Regions from separate parts of the Homo sapiens genome. Here regions 2 and 3 are each linked to region 1. Evidence: chromatin contacts called from ENCODE Hi-C or POLR2A ChIA-PET data. All regions are on one chromosome and are shown on one strand. The core of a region is the stretch at or near the end of the contact, and the rest is flanking DNA. Distances in the headings are between cores, read along the strand shown.

Region 1 (2,603 bases), core at 30-2,529:
AACAGTGCAGCTTTTCACTAAGTCCCTGAAGACAGGGGAGGTGGGGTGAACTTTGGTTCATTGTGAACTCTGATGCAGGCTATGAATAGTGACTCCTCTGAGAGATGCGCGGGGCAGCATCTTACCAGAGATTTCTGACTATTCTCCATACTCCAGCAAGACTTTCAAAGTGCATAGTGGAAATGGTCAGATTATCAGTAAAGAAGAAGGGGAAGCAGAAAGCAATGTGGTATTCAGTGGCTAATAAGGAGCATATAAACAAATTAAGGTTTACGCATCTTCGTTAAGTCATTTCCCAAGCTTTTCCAGCAAAAGTAAATGTGAGAGAAGTACACAGATATTAATACTAACGCGTTTCCAGCAGCCTCAGAGCAGCAGCATTTAACGCTGAATATCACACAGAATCCCAGCCACCAAGAATGTCTGCATTTTGGAGGTTCCTCTCCTCCGGCTCTGGGGCAAGGCACAACAGAAAAACTCAGATTTGTCCAAGGGACACAACTGTGCTTTTGATCTACTCTGGGGTGGCTGTGTCTGTCCATAGCCCCTAGCATAGTCAGGTGGGAATATCAACAATGCAGACCCGAGGGAGTCCCAGCTTGCTGCTCCTTGGTTTCTGGACACTCCTCTCATCCCGCAATGTCTCTGGGAAAGCTGTTCTACTTTTTAATAGACAGAATCCTAAAAGGATGTCTGGTGATCCCCATAGCGGAGAAAGAGGGCTAGAGTGGGGAAGTGGCTATTTCCCCGCCGCCAGCCTCCCACTCCCATTCCTCAGAGAAGCCCCGCCAGGGCCCCGGCCAACCTCGCCGCACCAAAAGCTTCTCTGGCTCCAGGGCCGATAGCGGCACGCGGTCATGTTTGCGGCAAGTGGCACAGTTCCTGCCCTCTCAAGCAGACCACGCCCTGCTGCTGCCCACGCTCCTTACTGCCGCCCGCCCTTACCCGAACGACTTACCTGAGCCAGAACCTCCTCGTTCGCTCCCGGTACCCGAGGATCCCGCACGCGGCCATCTTGGCCACGCCCCCTCACGTTTAGCCACGTCCCTACGCAGCAAACGTCATTTCGTCATTCCAGGTTACGCCCCTATCAGTCCCCATTCTGTCCCCGACCCAGGCTGAAATCTCGCCCTGGCCACGCTTCCCCAGCGCCGGAGTCCACACCTGCTCTGCGCTCTGGCTACACATCTCCTGTCGCTGCCACGCGCCTGCACGCTAACTTGCCGACGCCTCTGCCCTCCGCCTGCTCCACCATCTTTGTTACGCCCCTCAGAGCAACAAGGCACGCCCACACGTAAGGACCGCGCCCCCCACGTTCGAGGCACGTCTCTGCGTTCCAACTACGTCATGTCCCTACTTCCCTTTTCGCGCCACCTCCCTTGCCGGTCACTACTCCGCAGCCCGCCTTTCCATCTGTGGCCACTTTTCCACCCTTCGCCCAGTGATCATCCAGTCACAACTAGTCTGCCTACCCCACCTCCCTCCCTTGGGCTCACGTCCCTACTCCGCCTGAGGCCGACCGTCCCGCGAATTCGAATTTCTTTTTTACACCCTTGCGACTACGCCACGCCTTTCACGTAAGGGCTAAAGTCAGCTCGTTCGGGCCACGCCCCTGCGGTACGCCTGGGTCACGCCTCTTCCGCTAAGCCTTGCTGCCTGCGCTCCTCACTGGCGGGGCCGTTCCCGCCGTGGCCGTTCCCACCGTGGCTAACCCCTTCCATTCTCTCGGAACAGGCAAGACCCCTCTGGTCCGCGTCACTTTTCTTACTGCATTCCACACCTCTCTTTTCTGGCCAGTCCTGGCCGTCCTCTCAGGCCACACGCTACAACCTTGTGGTCCTCATTGGCCACTCGCATCCTGCGCATGCGCACTTACCTACCTTCACTTCTGGTCACGCGTTAGGTTCCCAGGCCACCCACTTTTGGTTCCACTCTGGTCACGCCTCTCCCGCCAGTTGCACGCTCTCTGCGCTCCTTTTAGGTGCGATACTTGATCCCGGGAAGCCACGGAGGTGTTGGAGGGGCCCACCAGTCTCCAGAGAGGACTGTCCAGGTCCTGGAACCAGATGTCCGCGGCATTTATAGAGTGAAATGAGCCTGCGGATCTCTGATCCTCTCCTAAAAAGTGACTTTCTCCATGTATCTCCCAACTCTAAACACCACAACTCGTTAAGCAAAAACCGAGTAGGAAACAGAACTGATGGGCCAGTGGTGGAGCAATGTTCCTTCTAGCTAGGTTTCATGTCCTTTAACCCGATATGGAGATAAACTGGAACCGTGTTCCTTCCAGCCCATTTAAAGTCAGCGGACTTTAAATGCTAGGGAGATACATGGAGTAAGCACACTCCTCTACTTCCTGATGTGTCCTCCTGATGACTTTTCCTAGGCACTTGGTGCCCTAATGCTCTCTAGGTCCTGTCTAGACACCACCACATTCAGACCTCTGTTTGCAGCCCCCTGCTCCAAGATTACGCTTTTTTACTCCCTCCATTCGCAATTCTGGGTTCACAGGAAAAAAGTGAGGAGGTTATTACCAGCTTTTCTGTCCAGAAATTTCTGAACGGACATTCTTAGAGGATGGACACTTTCCATTAGCCATTCAT
Region 2 (2,603 bases), core at 41-2,540, 2.9 Mb after region 1:
TGGGTGTCCAACTGTTCCAACACCATTTCTAGAAAATGTTGGTAAAATTGAACCTTTGCCAAAGATATAAAAATTATCAGTAACTGTGGACAGTTAACGGTACTAGACATTGGAGGAAGAAGGGGGAAAAATGAGACCAATTTGAAATGAGTCAAGGAGCTGTGTGGACTCAGGCAGATAGACAAAGGAGCCCCCCAGGTCAGCTTCCGAGGATGGCCACCACCTGAGGCTCTCCTGGACTTGAGAAATGGGTGAAAGTTACAGTCGAATCACGGCGTTGTTGCTGGACACAGCAGAGTCCTAGAACAAGAAGGAAGCTGAAAGTCCATCATCTTTAAAGCAGCAAGAGTAGTGGGAGCAGAGGGGAGCCCAGCACGTGCGTCCTGGGGTTCTCACAGTCTTTCAAACCTTGGCACAACTGCACCCTCTGGATAACGCAGTGGTCTGCGCCCTGGCTGCTCAGGAGAAGCCAGGGAAGCTTGTAAAATCGCTGATCCTCCGCCCGTTGGATCAAACCCTTGGGGGCAGGTCGGGGGAAGCAGCGTTCGGACCGTCCCCAGGTAAACCCAGCGTGCAACCAGAGTTGGGGACGGGGGGAAACCTTTAGTCGCACGCACTGGTCTGAGGTTCAGCTTTGTAGGGACGCGGAAACTGGGACCAGCCAACCCAGGACGTCTCTCCACCGCGCGCTGACCCGATGCGGTTCCCGCCCGCTGCGCCCACTCTCTCCCCGACGGTCTGTGACCGCCCAGACGTCTCCCTTCCGGGCTGGGGACGCCAGGCCGGGCGGCACCGCTGGGAGGCCGGGAGCGGCTCGGGACCGCCGGGTCGCCGCGGTCCCAGGACCGGAGGCCCTGCAACCGGGGGCACAGCCGAGGCGCGCATCGGGACGCGCGGCGCCCCGCCTCGGTTTCTTCGCAGGCGCGGGCGCGGGGGCGCGGAGGCCGCGTTGCCACCGTCCCGCCCCGGAAGGGGGAGCGCGGCGTCCGCGGAGGTGGCCCGGGCAGGCGCCGGCCCCCAACCCGGCCCCGCAGCCGCGTGCCCAGCGCTCTCCCTAGCCCGGCCGCCGGCGCGGCCCCCACCTGGTCTCCTGGTTGCTGAACTTCTTCGTGACCACCTTGCCCAGCTCCAGGCCCAGGCGGTCGGCCACGCGCTGGGACAGGTCCTGATGCGAGCTGCCGCTGAACAGCACGATGTTGGGCATGGTGGGGCGCGGAACTCCGAGGGGCGCGCGGCGGCGGAGGAGGTGGCGGAGGCAACAGCGACAGCGACGCGGGAGGCTGCTGCTGCGGGAGCGGGAAAGCGCGGCGGCTAGATGTAGGGAAGGGGAGGAGCGGAGGGGGAGGAGCCGGAGGAGGAGCTAGAGGGGGCAGAGAGGGAGGAAGAGCGGGCGTGGAGGGGGAGCTGGAAAGTGCCGGGGGGCGGGGGCACAGCCCTGGCAGCAGTTTTGGACGCCCTGGGTGGTCCTGAAGCCCGAAGGTGTCCTTGCTCCGCGAGAGAGCTCCGAGCTTCATTCTTGATCTTCCAGACCTGCCTCGCGGGGAGAGCCAATGAACCGCGGTTAGCTGGGCACAGAGGGAGAGTTCGGGCCGGGGGGATCCCTCGAGGTGCTTCGCAGCCCGGAGCGACTTCCCACCCCGGAACACCGCAAACCCAGTGTGGGCGACTGGTGTTCAGCTATAGCAAGGGTCTGCAAACTACAGCCTATGGGCCAGATCGCGAGAGCTCCCTGTGTTTGTACCAGAGAGCTAAGCATGGTTTTCATACATGAACATTTGCACTTTATGTGATGATAGCAGACACCGCCTTTGAACTCCAATTAAGAGAAATATCCCCCCCGCAAAAGAATTCCTTTTCTCTCATTAATAGATGTGAGTTGCAAATAATTGTACTCAAATATTACCGTATTTTGGATTATATCAATAAAAACATTGTGACAATTTTTTCTCTCTTGTTATGTAAGTTCCTACGTAATATCTTCCCTTTTCTTGCTTGGTCTGCAAAATGTAAATATTGGCCATGTGGTCCCTCATAGTTCAAACTTGATGACCCCTGAACTACAGAGTTGCCCCTGCACCATGTGTCCTTAAAAAATCCAACCACTATGTGAGTCCTCATCACAGGCTGAGGGGAAGTATTGCTCTTGGTGGCTCACTGGATCAAACCAAGTCCCCCAGATTCACCATTTTTCGGTAGATGTGATGGTCCTTGGGGCACTTCACAACCTTCTGCCTGTTGGGTGCTCAAGGGCCTGATCCCAGGAACACAGATCTCCCTAGACAATCCAGCTCAGTCCCTCCACATCCCTGGAGTCAGGGCCTCCTTCCTCTCTTTCCTGCTAGAAACCAGCAAAAAGGTTTTCTCAAGATGCCAATGCAGTACCAGAGCCAACTTCAGGGCACAAACCAAGTGTAGGAGAAAGGAAAGCAGTCCCTGTCTATAGAGGGCTGGTTGGTGATGCTGGTCACAGTTTCACACTCCTCAACAAAGGCTGATTCAACCGGGTAGATAAATGGCTTGGTTTTACTAATGTTTGCCACGAATTGGCTCTCCATCAACAGCAAAGCCCACTTGCAATTGGGTTGTAGCCTACTCTAATCAGA
Region 3 (2,603 bases), core at 27-2,526, 2.0 Mb after region 1:
TGTAGCAGCAACAGCAGATACAGAAAATAACATAAATGGATAGGCATGATCTTGCTCTGGTAACACTTGTTTACAAAAACAGGCAGGCTGGATTTGGCTGCAGGCCATAGTTTGTTGACCCTTTTCTAGAGCAGGGCTGTGCAACATATATATAACATGTAAACCACAAATATGATTTAAAATTTTCCAGTAGTCATGTTAAAAAATAAAAATTGGTGAAATTAATTATACATTTTATTTAACCCAGTGTATCCAGAATAGTCATTTCAACATGTGATTAATATAAACAAATTGAGATATTTTACATTCTTTTTCATGCTAATTCTCGAAAATTCACTGTGTCTTACACTTACAGCACATCTCAATTCGGACTAGCCACATTTCAAGTGATCAAGCCTTATGTAACTAATGGCTATCATTATTGGGACGCCACGGTTCTAGAACTGATGCTAATATGGATAATGCTTGCTTAGGTGCATACCTATACCAAAAAGTGTATACAGTGCCAGGAAAAGTAGGCACGAAATATGGTATTGGATCCATATAAAAACTTATAAAGATTAGCTAATATTATAGTAAGCAAGGTGCACACATCTGCACAAAAATGGCCTAAACCCTGAGAAGAACGAGAGGAAAGGTCTGGAAACAATGTTTCCAGAAGTTTGTAACAAGTCAAAAATAACCTAGATCTGTTCAGATCTTTAGATCTCTTTAAAGCCTAAAGAGAAACTGTAACTTTCTAGCCCTAACCCACTTAACAGCTCCCCAGCTTCACAGGGAGCCCCGCCCTCTATGGAGAGAAACGATGCCAAATGTTGGCAGCGGTGTAGCGGTTACTGAACAGCCACTCAGCACTGCACTAGGACCATTTCCCTTAATGGTGACCCCTAGTAAAGGTGCAGCGAGAGGAAGGGACCAGCCCAACTGCCCGGTCTAGCCCGGGTTCGAGTTCCGGTGGGTGGGGTCGAGCAACATGCAAAGCCTGCCGCTAATCATCTTGGGATGACGGCCCGGCACCCAGCACACAAACAGCGACAGTCCCGAGGGTTCAGCCCACTCTGGCGACCTCGACAGTCGGAGAGGAAGGGGCGGGGGTGCGAGCACCTTCGGATCTACGCCGCCCAGGGCGCACCGGAAAGCTGCCGCGAGCCGGGGTGGGCTTCCGCTGGGAATAAGGGCTCGCCTTTTTGCGGGACACAGGCCCTGGCAAACCTGAAGCATGACTCACCGAAAAGCGCAGGCGCAGTTCCGGAGCCTTCAGCCGCCCAGTGCCCACGGAGAACTTCCGATCACCGGGACTGGGACAACGTCAAGGCTCAGCCAATCCAAGCCCACAGGCCGGCGCACGTGGTCCTGGGACCCAGTGCATGCGCGCTAGGGAAATGGCTGCCGTGGGACTGCGCTCGCGCGGCTTCCTAGAGGAGGAGCCATGGCCCCGCCCCGGGCCCGAGAGAAAGAAACTGCACTTTCGTTTTTTAGCAGCAAAGTTTGTTGATGTACTTTACAACTTATCTTTTCTGCTTCTACTCAGGACAGTCAAGACAGTGCTCAGCTAGATGTTCACATAACTGTAGACATAAATGTGAATCTATTTAACGCAGTAATTAATTCAAAAAGTGTTTTTAGCATCCTAGCATGCATCAGTTGATATGAAAGTAGTAAATGTTAATTGAGTGGTCTTGTGCATCCTGGACTTCTCATCTGTGCATATTCTCATTCTTTGCCTGCAAAGGGCCAGTAAAAGCACAGTGATGGTTGAACGAATGTGACAGCCTCCTTTGCTGATGCCTTACCCCAAGGTAATTTGGGGAAAGGTTCAGGGAAACAGAGTATCCAATCCAATACTCTGGACTGGGTGCTGGCAGGAAGGAGGGCGATTGTATGATTAAGTATCATAATAAATCTTACCTAAAAGGAGGGGAGACAAGACCAGTGACTCATTAACTGGGATAGGGGATGTTTGGTCATTTTTGTGGTTTGGACAATGTTTACGTTTTTTCAGCATTCCCACGTGATTACGAAGGAGTCTTGTTTTTGTCTTGATCCATCTGGTCAAAGAGTGGCCACGTCTGATGGTGTTCTGTGAAGTATTTATGTTCCACGCAGCACCAAGGCCCAGCTGTGACTGCCGGGGCAGCTCAGAGCTGTCAGGGGTTACTTTTTTCTTGCTGTCTATTATAGGGCTAAAATGTTTAAGGATTATATAATACCTTTTTAAAGAAAAAATTATTTGGCTGGGCGTGGTGGCTCATGCCTGTAATCCCAGCACTTTGGGAGGTCGAGGCAGGCGGATCATGAGGTCAGGAGATCGAGACCATCCTGGCTAACACGGTGAAACCCCGTCTCTACTAAAAATACAAAAAATTAGCCAGGCGTGGTGGCACGTGCTTGTAATCCCAGCTACTTGGGAGGCTGAGGCAGGAGAATCGCTTGAACCCGGGAGGCGGAGGTTGCAGTGAGCTGAGATCGAGCCATTGCACTCCAGCCTAGCGACAGAGCAAGACTTGGTCTCAAAAAAAAAAAATTATTTAATGACACTTGTCACTTGTTAAAGCATGGTAAGGAAGACTTTATTCAGGACCATTGAGATAGACATAGGTACC

The links. Hi-C counts contacts between places; a loop is a spot of excess contacts on that map. ChIA-PET counts read pairs that join two places held with the same protein, here RNA polymerase II (POLR2A). Pooled maps may share reads with other maps.
Region 2: a map of CD8-positive, alpha-beta T cell shows a loop between it and region 1 (13-fold over the local background). The contact joins the promoter of PRPS2 here to the promoter of CA5BP1-CA5B in region 1. A Hi-C loop is called at or near these places in 1 of 168 maps with a recorded cell type or tissue (CD8-positive, alpha-beta T cell) and 4 of 50 pooled maps. POLR2A ChIA-PET finds 5 or more read pairs at or near these places in 1 of 52 experiments (OCI-LY7).
Region 3: a loop to region 1 is called in a map of CD8-positive, alpha-beta T cell, with 4 times the contacts of the local background. The contact joins the promoter of TCEANC here to the promoter of CA5BP1-CA5B in region 1. A Hi-C loop is called at or near these places in 2 of 168 maps with a recorded cell type or tissue (CD8-positive, alpha-beta T cell and lower leg skin), 1 of 37 single-sample maps with no recorded cell type and 16 of 50 pooled maps. POLR2A ChIA-PET finds 5 or more read pairs at or near these places in 1 of 52 experiments (endothelial cell of umbilical vein).

What each region holds. Positions count from the first base shown.
Region 1 is chrX:15,674,134-15,676,736 of GRCh38, reverse strand. CA5BP1-CA5B (CA5BP1-CA5B readthrough) reads right to left here and starts at 1,279. Exons shown (of 12, transcript NR_160544.1): 1 at 959-1,279. It also overlaps a transcript of CLTRN not described here and the pseudogene CA5BP1. RefSeq lists enhancers at 1,204-1,323, 996-1,614, 1,847-2,350.
Region 2 is chrX:12,790,099-12,792,701 of GRCh38, reverse strand. PRPS2 (phosphoribosyl pyrophosphate synthetase 2) reads right to left here and starts at 1,290. Exons shown (of 7, transcript NM_002765.5): 1 at 1,083-1,290. The coding sequence starts at 1,204. RefSeq lists a silencer at 585-1,034.
Region 3 is chrX:13,651,814-13,654,416 of GRCh38, reverse strand. It overlaps TCEANC (transcription elongation factor A N-terminal and central domain containing), which reads right to left and starts at 1,276. Exons shown (of 5, transcript NM_001297563.2): 1 at 1,229-1,276. LOC107985657 (a long non-coding RNA gene) reads left to right here and starts at 978. Exons shown (of 1, transcript NR_171573.1): 1 at 978-1,920. RefSeq lists enhancers at 1,054-1,143, 1,404-1,593 and a silencer at 1,164-1,475.